Regions from separate parts of the Mus musculus genome. Here region 2 is linked to region 1. The links are chromatin contacts, found by Hi-C in ENCODE. All regions are on one chromosome and are shown on one strand. Each heading gives the region's core, a stretch centred on a gene start or an enhancer-like site at or near the end of the contact. The rest is flanking DNA. Distances are from core to core; before and after follow the strand shown.

Region 1 (3,481 bases), core at 632-3,131:
CATACAATTCCTTTCACTCCTCAAACTGTGAAATTCGGGTATTTTATAAACATTAAAGCATCCTCCTCCAGATGTTTTTATCAGATATATTACAGCCAAATGATTAATAAGCACACAGTAATATTTTAGAACTCCAAGTCCAGTAACTACAGTTTCTTAACCAGGCAATAAACACTGTATGTTTTTTATATTCCTTGTCACAGCAAGATCTTTAAAATACCAGGGGTGAAGGAATCAAAAACATCTCTCCATTAATGTTGTTGTTGTTGTTGTTGTTGTTGTGTTTTGTTTTCCTACATCAGGGCCTGCCACCTCTAAACCCTATGGGAATTGTGTGTGTATTGCTGCCAACACAAAGATTAGAACATGTTCCCCTCCCTGGGGCACAACAAACTTTCAAGGGTATGACTAACTGCCTAAGCAAGGGGGGTAAACTCCGTAGCCTACACATTTGGATTTTTTTATTTACCAAGCTGTTTTTGTATGCAAGAGACCCAGAGTACCTCTGAGAAGGACTTGCTCTCCCCCAGCCTGAGTCCCCTCAGCAAGACAGTATGTTCAATGACAAGGATAAGCTTGACGCCCCCCCCCCGCCCCCAGCAGACCCAGTACAGGGAATCAGTCTGAACATCTGCACATAGGAAAAAGGGGGGGGGGGAGGGTTCTTCCTCGGTGTCAGAGTCACTATTCGCTCTCATTTTAGTAACAACCAAATCGCCGTTACAAGTACACAAGAATAGCAGCCAACTAGCCTGCTCCGCAGCGTGCCGCGACCGTGGCACCTCGGCTCCCCAACGTCCTCCGGGTTCCCACCGAAGTTACCACCTGTATCCCCCACGACCCAGCGGAGCGGCTTGTGCCCAGCATCTCTGCCGCAGCCCCCACGCCGACCCGCGTCGGGTCCACACCGCGGGCAGCCCTCCTCGCGGCGCCGCCACGGCCCACGGGACCTGCCCTCCGCGCCCGCGGCCACCAACCCCCGGGGACACCGCAAGTCTCAAAAAGTTCTGGGGCCGCCGCCGAGCCGGTGTGCGGCGGGAGGCAGGAGCGCCAAGCTCTCGCGACCGACCCCGCGCGGGCCAGCACACACTCTCCCTCCGGGAACTCGGCGCTCCCACTCCCAAACTTCCCCCGCCGCCCCGGACCCGCCCGCCAGCCAGCTCGGCCTGCGCCGGGAGAACCCGCGGACCCGCGTCTCTGCGCCCGCCCGCCCGCCCGGCCCACGCCCGCACTTGCCCTCCGCGCCCCGCGGGGCCCCGCTTCCGCCCGCCCGGCCCGCCGTCCTCTCCCCTCTCCACGCTCGCGGGCCCCCGCCGCGGCCCCGCCGGACCCCGGCCGCCCCGCAGCCCGCGCCCCCCAGGCCCGCCGCGCGCCGCGGCCCGGCCGTCCTGGACCACAGCTCCAAAGTTACTTTGCGAGGAGGTGAAGCCGCGGGTGGTTCCCCTCAACCACCCAAACAAGTTTCCATCCCCGCCGCCGCCGTCCCCCCGCCACGCGCGTCCCTCCCGCCGCCCGCTGCCCGCGGCCACCCACCCGGGGGGCTCCCCCGTGGAGGCAGGCGGCCGCTCCCCGGAGCCGCGCGCCCCCGCCCCGCGCCTCCCCCTGCAGCCCACCCCCGGCTCCCCCGCGGCGGGGCGGCCGTGTGGCTGCGGTTCCCGGAGAGTGCGAGTGCGTGCGCGAGTGTGCGCGCGTGCGAAGGCGGAGGTGGCTGCGGCGCGGAGACACTCACTTCTCCCGGGCCTGGCTGTCGGACGGGACGGCGCTGCTGTTACTCTTGCCTTTGCCGTACATGCTTGTGCCGAGAGCAGCTCCCACTGTCACGCACCTGTCAACCCATCACAGCCTCCCCGGGAACAGCCCCGTCCCCATGGCGACCCACGCAGCCACCCCCACCATTGGCCGCCCCACGCCAGAGCTCCGCCCTCCTCGCCCTGGCAACGCGCGAGACTGACAGGCCTCCCCTCCCTCCGGCCTGCCGGAGCGCGCGGCGGCGGCTCGGCCTAAGCGGCAGTCTCCTCCCTCCCTCCCTCCCTCTCCCGCTCCCTCCCTCCCTCCCTCCTTCCCTCTCCGCCGCGCTCCCCCTCCCGCTCTCCTTCCCCCCTCCCCCTCCGAACCCGGGCGCTAGGGGGGAATTAGAAACTGCTCTAGAAGGATTTTAAACAACTGGCTGTTCCCTCCGCCGCCGCCCCGCCCCCCGCGCCGCCCGCGCCCGGCTCCTCACTGGAGAGAAGGCGCGGGGAGGAGGGGAAAGTGCGGCCTGGAGTGCCTGGCAGCGACTGCGGAACGGGAGTCGCGGCGGCCCCAGACTTCGGGGCGCCCGGCGAGTCCACAGGCGGACCCGCGGACCCGGCGCCGGGGTCCCGCCAACCTCCTCTCCCGCTCCTCTCCGGCCAGGCACCCCGGGTCCGTACCCGCGGTTGATCTCATCCCTCCTGTCTGGGGTGTCGCCCCAATCCCGTTCCCGGAGGGCCAGCAGGCCGGGGACGCCCGCTCTGAACCCTCGACCTTCTGGCTCAAGGACTGAGCGAACCTCTGTCTCTCCCTGGGAGGCACCGTGCCTCCCATTGGGGCGCCCGCTGAGGTGCTGTCGCCGGCTCTGAAGTCAAGCCCTGAATCCCAAAGGACCACCCTCCCTGGCGTCTGCCTCCTGTCTAAGAGGGGACTACACCCCCTCCCCTTCCCAAAGAGGTCAAGAGACCGACTCGTGGGACCGCAGTGGCCCAAGGCCTGGGTCCCTACCTCCCCAGTACTCTGCACAGACCTGCAGCAGACCAGGGGCCCAGGCATTCTCTACTCGGCCTGCTTTTATAGTTTGGATGGGCAATGTCATTTCAATTTGACCCTTGGACTGGAAAGATTCAGAGAAGGCCCTGAAAGACATCCCTGTATTTGCCCAGCAGAATAGGCCGCAGAGCCCAAGATGTGCAAAGCTGTGCCCAAGCTGAAAACTCCCGGAGAATATTTTTGGATCCAAGTCCCTAATCTCATTTCAGTGAATGCGCAAAAGTTTCTCAAGACACACGCAACCTGGTTTCTGATAGACTCCATCCTTTATTTTGTTAAAGATCCTTGGCTGTAAAATCAGACAGAGTAGAAATCCGGTTGAGAGAAGAGATGAGCTTCAAATGGGAGGTGACAGGGGAAGAGAGGTGCCATTGGGGTAGGACATGGAGACCTCAGAAAAGCATGAATAGAGGAGTAACGGTTATGCTAAGGAAAGGAAATAACATTCAAATGAGGAAGCATACCTTTCTATTGCACACAGCTTTAAGCATTTAGCAGTAGGATCATAAAAATGCATATGGAGATGCAGAGATAGATGGAAAGGAAAGAAATGGAGTTTGTGGGTTCTGATAGCAAGTGACAGAAATAAAACAGCAGAAGGTTAAAGAAGGGCAGTGAGTGAGACAGAGGGAGAGAATCAAAACGGGCTGGCAACTGAGCATCAATCAAAGACTGGGGGAAATAAAGAGGACGGACT
Region 2 (3,481 bases), core at 572-3,071, 370 kb after region 1:
ATTTAAAATTTTTTTCAATTTTTATCACAATGTACACAGTTATAAGTATGATACATAAGTCAGCATGTGTCGTTTGTTTTTCTTTATTCTATTCAAGCAGTTTATGTAAGCCTGGTTTTCACCTACTATGACTCTCCAGCTAACAAGGGACAGTCAACAAGTCAGTCTTCCTTTGGCTGTAACCTTGGGATTAACTGAAGGGAAGACAGAGGGGGCAGCTCCGAGCTCAGACACCTGATGTATTCAGTTAACTTTCAGGGGAATGGAAGGATCTGAACCTTTAGAGATCTGCCGTCTGAAGGGGATATAGAAGTCACTTCCTTGGTAAAGCGATGTAAGATTATGCTGCATAATCATAGAGAATACCTATTATTTTGAGGAAGACATCTGAATATAACACTGTATCCAGTTAAAGATATATTTGTTTCCGAATGTCTGGTGTTTATTGGTCTTGTAGGTGTTTTGAAACAAGCATGGTACTGCAGATTTGTCTTGCGTTGATTTATGTTGCATCAGTCTGGAAAGAACTAGCTGCTATAACAAATACCCAATAAAGTCAGTGTTTGACACCACCATGCATTTGCATGTGATGACATCATCAGAGGTGGAGCCTCAATGGATTTTCCACAGAATTTCACTGGTAGTTTGCTCTATAATAATTACTGACTACTTGGACAACTGAATTACCATAAGGAATGAGCAAGGTGTAGCTGTTTTTTAATACTATATTTCCATTTTATAACAAACCACATCTTAAGTTTTTATGCTCATTCATCGTTTATATGATGGTAAATTAAAATAAATCATGTTTTGAATAATTTTCTTGCACACTTCAAGATGTCTTTTTGGATATTGTCTAAGCCTGCTAACTTGTAGCTCCAGAACCTTGTTGCCTCATTAATAAAGCACCGAATAACTTAAAGTGAAATGACTCATTGTATAGCAAAGAATCGCTGTTAGATCTTCTGAGCTGTACGTTTTTTCTATAGTCATGTATGTAACTGTAGATTTCGGTGAGGATGCCCTCTGAACACTAGAGGACATATTTGTGAGCTGAAAGTCCACATTTAAATCTCAGGATTGGACAGTCTTGCTCAAAAGATACAAGCTCAGCAGTTTCAAGGCTGGATGACAGCGAGTCTGGAAATTAATAACCTTCTGTACTCTACTCTGACCTGCGTCTGCCATCTACTCTGTGCCTGGCTGCTGTGGTCCCATGGCACCTCACCTGAGGGAGAAGCACCCACTCATTAGCCAGTCTCTCTGCTCTGGGCATCTACAGAGGTAAATGTCAAGAATTTTAGTATAGGAATGACAGCAGCACCCATTATACCCTATACCCTTGTTCTTGTTCACTCAAAAGCGCTTAAAGAAAACCAGTTTTCCCCATACGCAGAAGGGTTAAAAGGGCTGCTGTACTCTTGCACATCCCCTCGCCACACAAGCAAAGAGTGGGGTAAACAGTTACGGAAACGGAGCCAAATGTACACGTTGTTTTTCCTATCTGGCTTTTTCTGACTAGCCTGGTGCTTTTAATATTGCTGCACTTCATCTTCATGGATAGTGTGCACAAAGCCTTAATTTCCAGCACAGAAGGATAATGGCTCAGTGATCATTGGCTTTCTCTAAAACACAACCGAACATAAGCCAGGAGGCTGAGAAAGGGAGCTGTTCTTTAAAATGGCCTTGAAATGGTGTATGCAGTCAGGTGGCTGTGACGCTTGTTCACCACAGTGTGGGGTCTTTTTCCACGGCACACCTCAGGGACTTAAAGTGTACCTCACCCGGTTGGCCGGGGAATTGTAGGCAGCTGTATACTCACTCACACAGTGTTGGAGACAGCCGCAGCAGCACCGTGTCAGTAACAGAGGATGTTCCCTCCTGCCCACTTCTTAGCTACAGAAACCCACTGGCCTGTGGTGTTTTGTTGTTTCAGCTACAAGGGTGAGATCTCCTTTAGCCTGCTAGGCAAGGGAGGTTTTAGAATAGAGGTAAAAACTTATCAAACAGCTGTTTGTTTTAAAATAGGACATTGATCTTTAACAGTGGTGTCTGTACTGATCTTAGGTTAATCTTATTATGTTATCTTTTAAAAAGTCATCATAACTAACATCATAGTTTGTGTGTGTGTGTGTGTGTGTGTGTGTGTGTACAGAATAGCTGCAGGTGTGAACAATCACTCCCTGGCCCCTAGCTTGTTTTATTTAATTTTTTTTTCTGTGATCAAGCAGAGAACCATTTTAAACAACTGAAATGGAGGACATAAGGAAGTAACAAAGAACAGTCTGAGAGTTAGTGCTGTGCTAAGTGGGGGACCCTTCTCCAACTTCGTGTGATGGCATGCTGTATAGAAAAGGCTCTTTCAGCAAGTGTTTAGGAAAATATGTTCCAAAAGATCTGCATAACATTAGTGTAACCAAGTGTTCCTCTCTGTGGCTTCCTGTTTTGGAATTAAATGCCTTCAGGGTACTCAGAATAACTCTGTTTAGAAACACAAGAAGAGTTTAACCCCTTATGTTCCTGATCAGACTTTTAAAACATAAACATGAATTAGAAAGCAAAAGGACCTTATTCTGTTCTATAGCTCAAAAAATTCACTCTAAAATAAGAAGAGTTTTTACATAAAGTTGGTGGTTTAGTTAAAAAGCAAAAACATAAACAAAAATTATCATTAGAACAGTGAGGTCAGTTTTCTTTCTTTATAAACAGTTTTTAAAGACAATCCTTTTCCTATAAGTGGGTAATTTCCGCATGAGTTCACGGTGAGTTCCTAGCCTGGCTGTTCCCAGAAAGTGCAGGGTACAAGGAAGCTCAACCTGGGTGTCTTTCTTTGTGCTGTTTGAGTTCCCTGTTCTTGAATTGCTGCTGCAAGCCAGCAGAGGGAGCACCCAACAGTATTAGAGCTTAATAAAGCATCACATTTTCCTCCTTCCCCGTCATTAAAAACGATGTCTACAACCAATCATCCATTGATTATATATTTTCACTGTGTCGATTCAAGTGTAAATATGTTGCTTTTTAAAAGGGAGACGTAAAGGGACCTTATTTATGCAGTTCGCTTCTGTAAACCTTCATTAAATATGGAACTTTAAGACTGATAATAAATATAATGCAGAGGAAAAGGTGGGCACTGCACAACCTCTGTACGCCAAAATATTTTTAATTTAGTTACAGAGAAAGAAAGGCAAAGGTCCTTTGCAAGAAAGAATGGTAAAAGTAAAATACAGTCCAATTCAAACATCAGCACCATTACAGAGAAGGTACATTCTAAGTGAATGTTGAAAGGAAGGTTTCTCAAACTGGAGATTCTAGTTGGGACGCAACAGCATAAATGGAGGGTGTCTTTAGAGGCAAACAGCTGTAGGTTTAGAGGCCACAGAACTTGTGTGGTAGAGGAGGCGCCCTGGGGCTTCAGATGGTCAGAAAGGGAAGGTAAAGATGAGAATGACTGGAAACTGTGATAGGAGTTGCTTTTATTCTG

Evidence for each region. A loop is a pair of places that touch in the nucleus more often than their neighbours do.
Region 2: a loop to region 1 is called in a map of left cerebral cortex, with 2.9 times the contacts of the local background. The contact joins the enhancer-like site here to the promoter of Ssbp2 in region 1. A Hi-C loop is called at or near these places in 3 of 37 maps with a recorded cell type or tissue (left cerebral cortex and v-Abl transformed pro-B cells).

Annotation. Positions count from the first base shown.
Region 1 is chr13:91,459,497-91,462,977 of GRCm38, reverse strand. Ssbp2 (single-stranded DNA binding protein 2) reads right to left here and starts at 1,881. Exons shown (of 17, transcript NM_024272.4): 1 at 1,730-1,881. The coding sequence starts at 1,791.
Region 2 is chr13:91,092,728-91,096,208 of GRCm38, reverse strand. The region is part of intron 3 of Atg10 (autophagy related 10); the gene reads left to right. Among named protein-coding and RNA genes, the nearest start is that of Atg10, 130 kb to the left of the region's middle. Within about 2 kb of position 1,821, at least 1 of the 3 ENCODE cell types and tissues checked has a DNase peak (open chromatin) inside an H3K27ac peak, as active enhancers do; it is left cerebral cortex, where a contact is called at or near this core.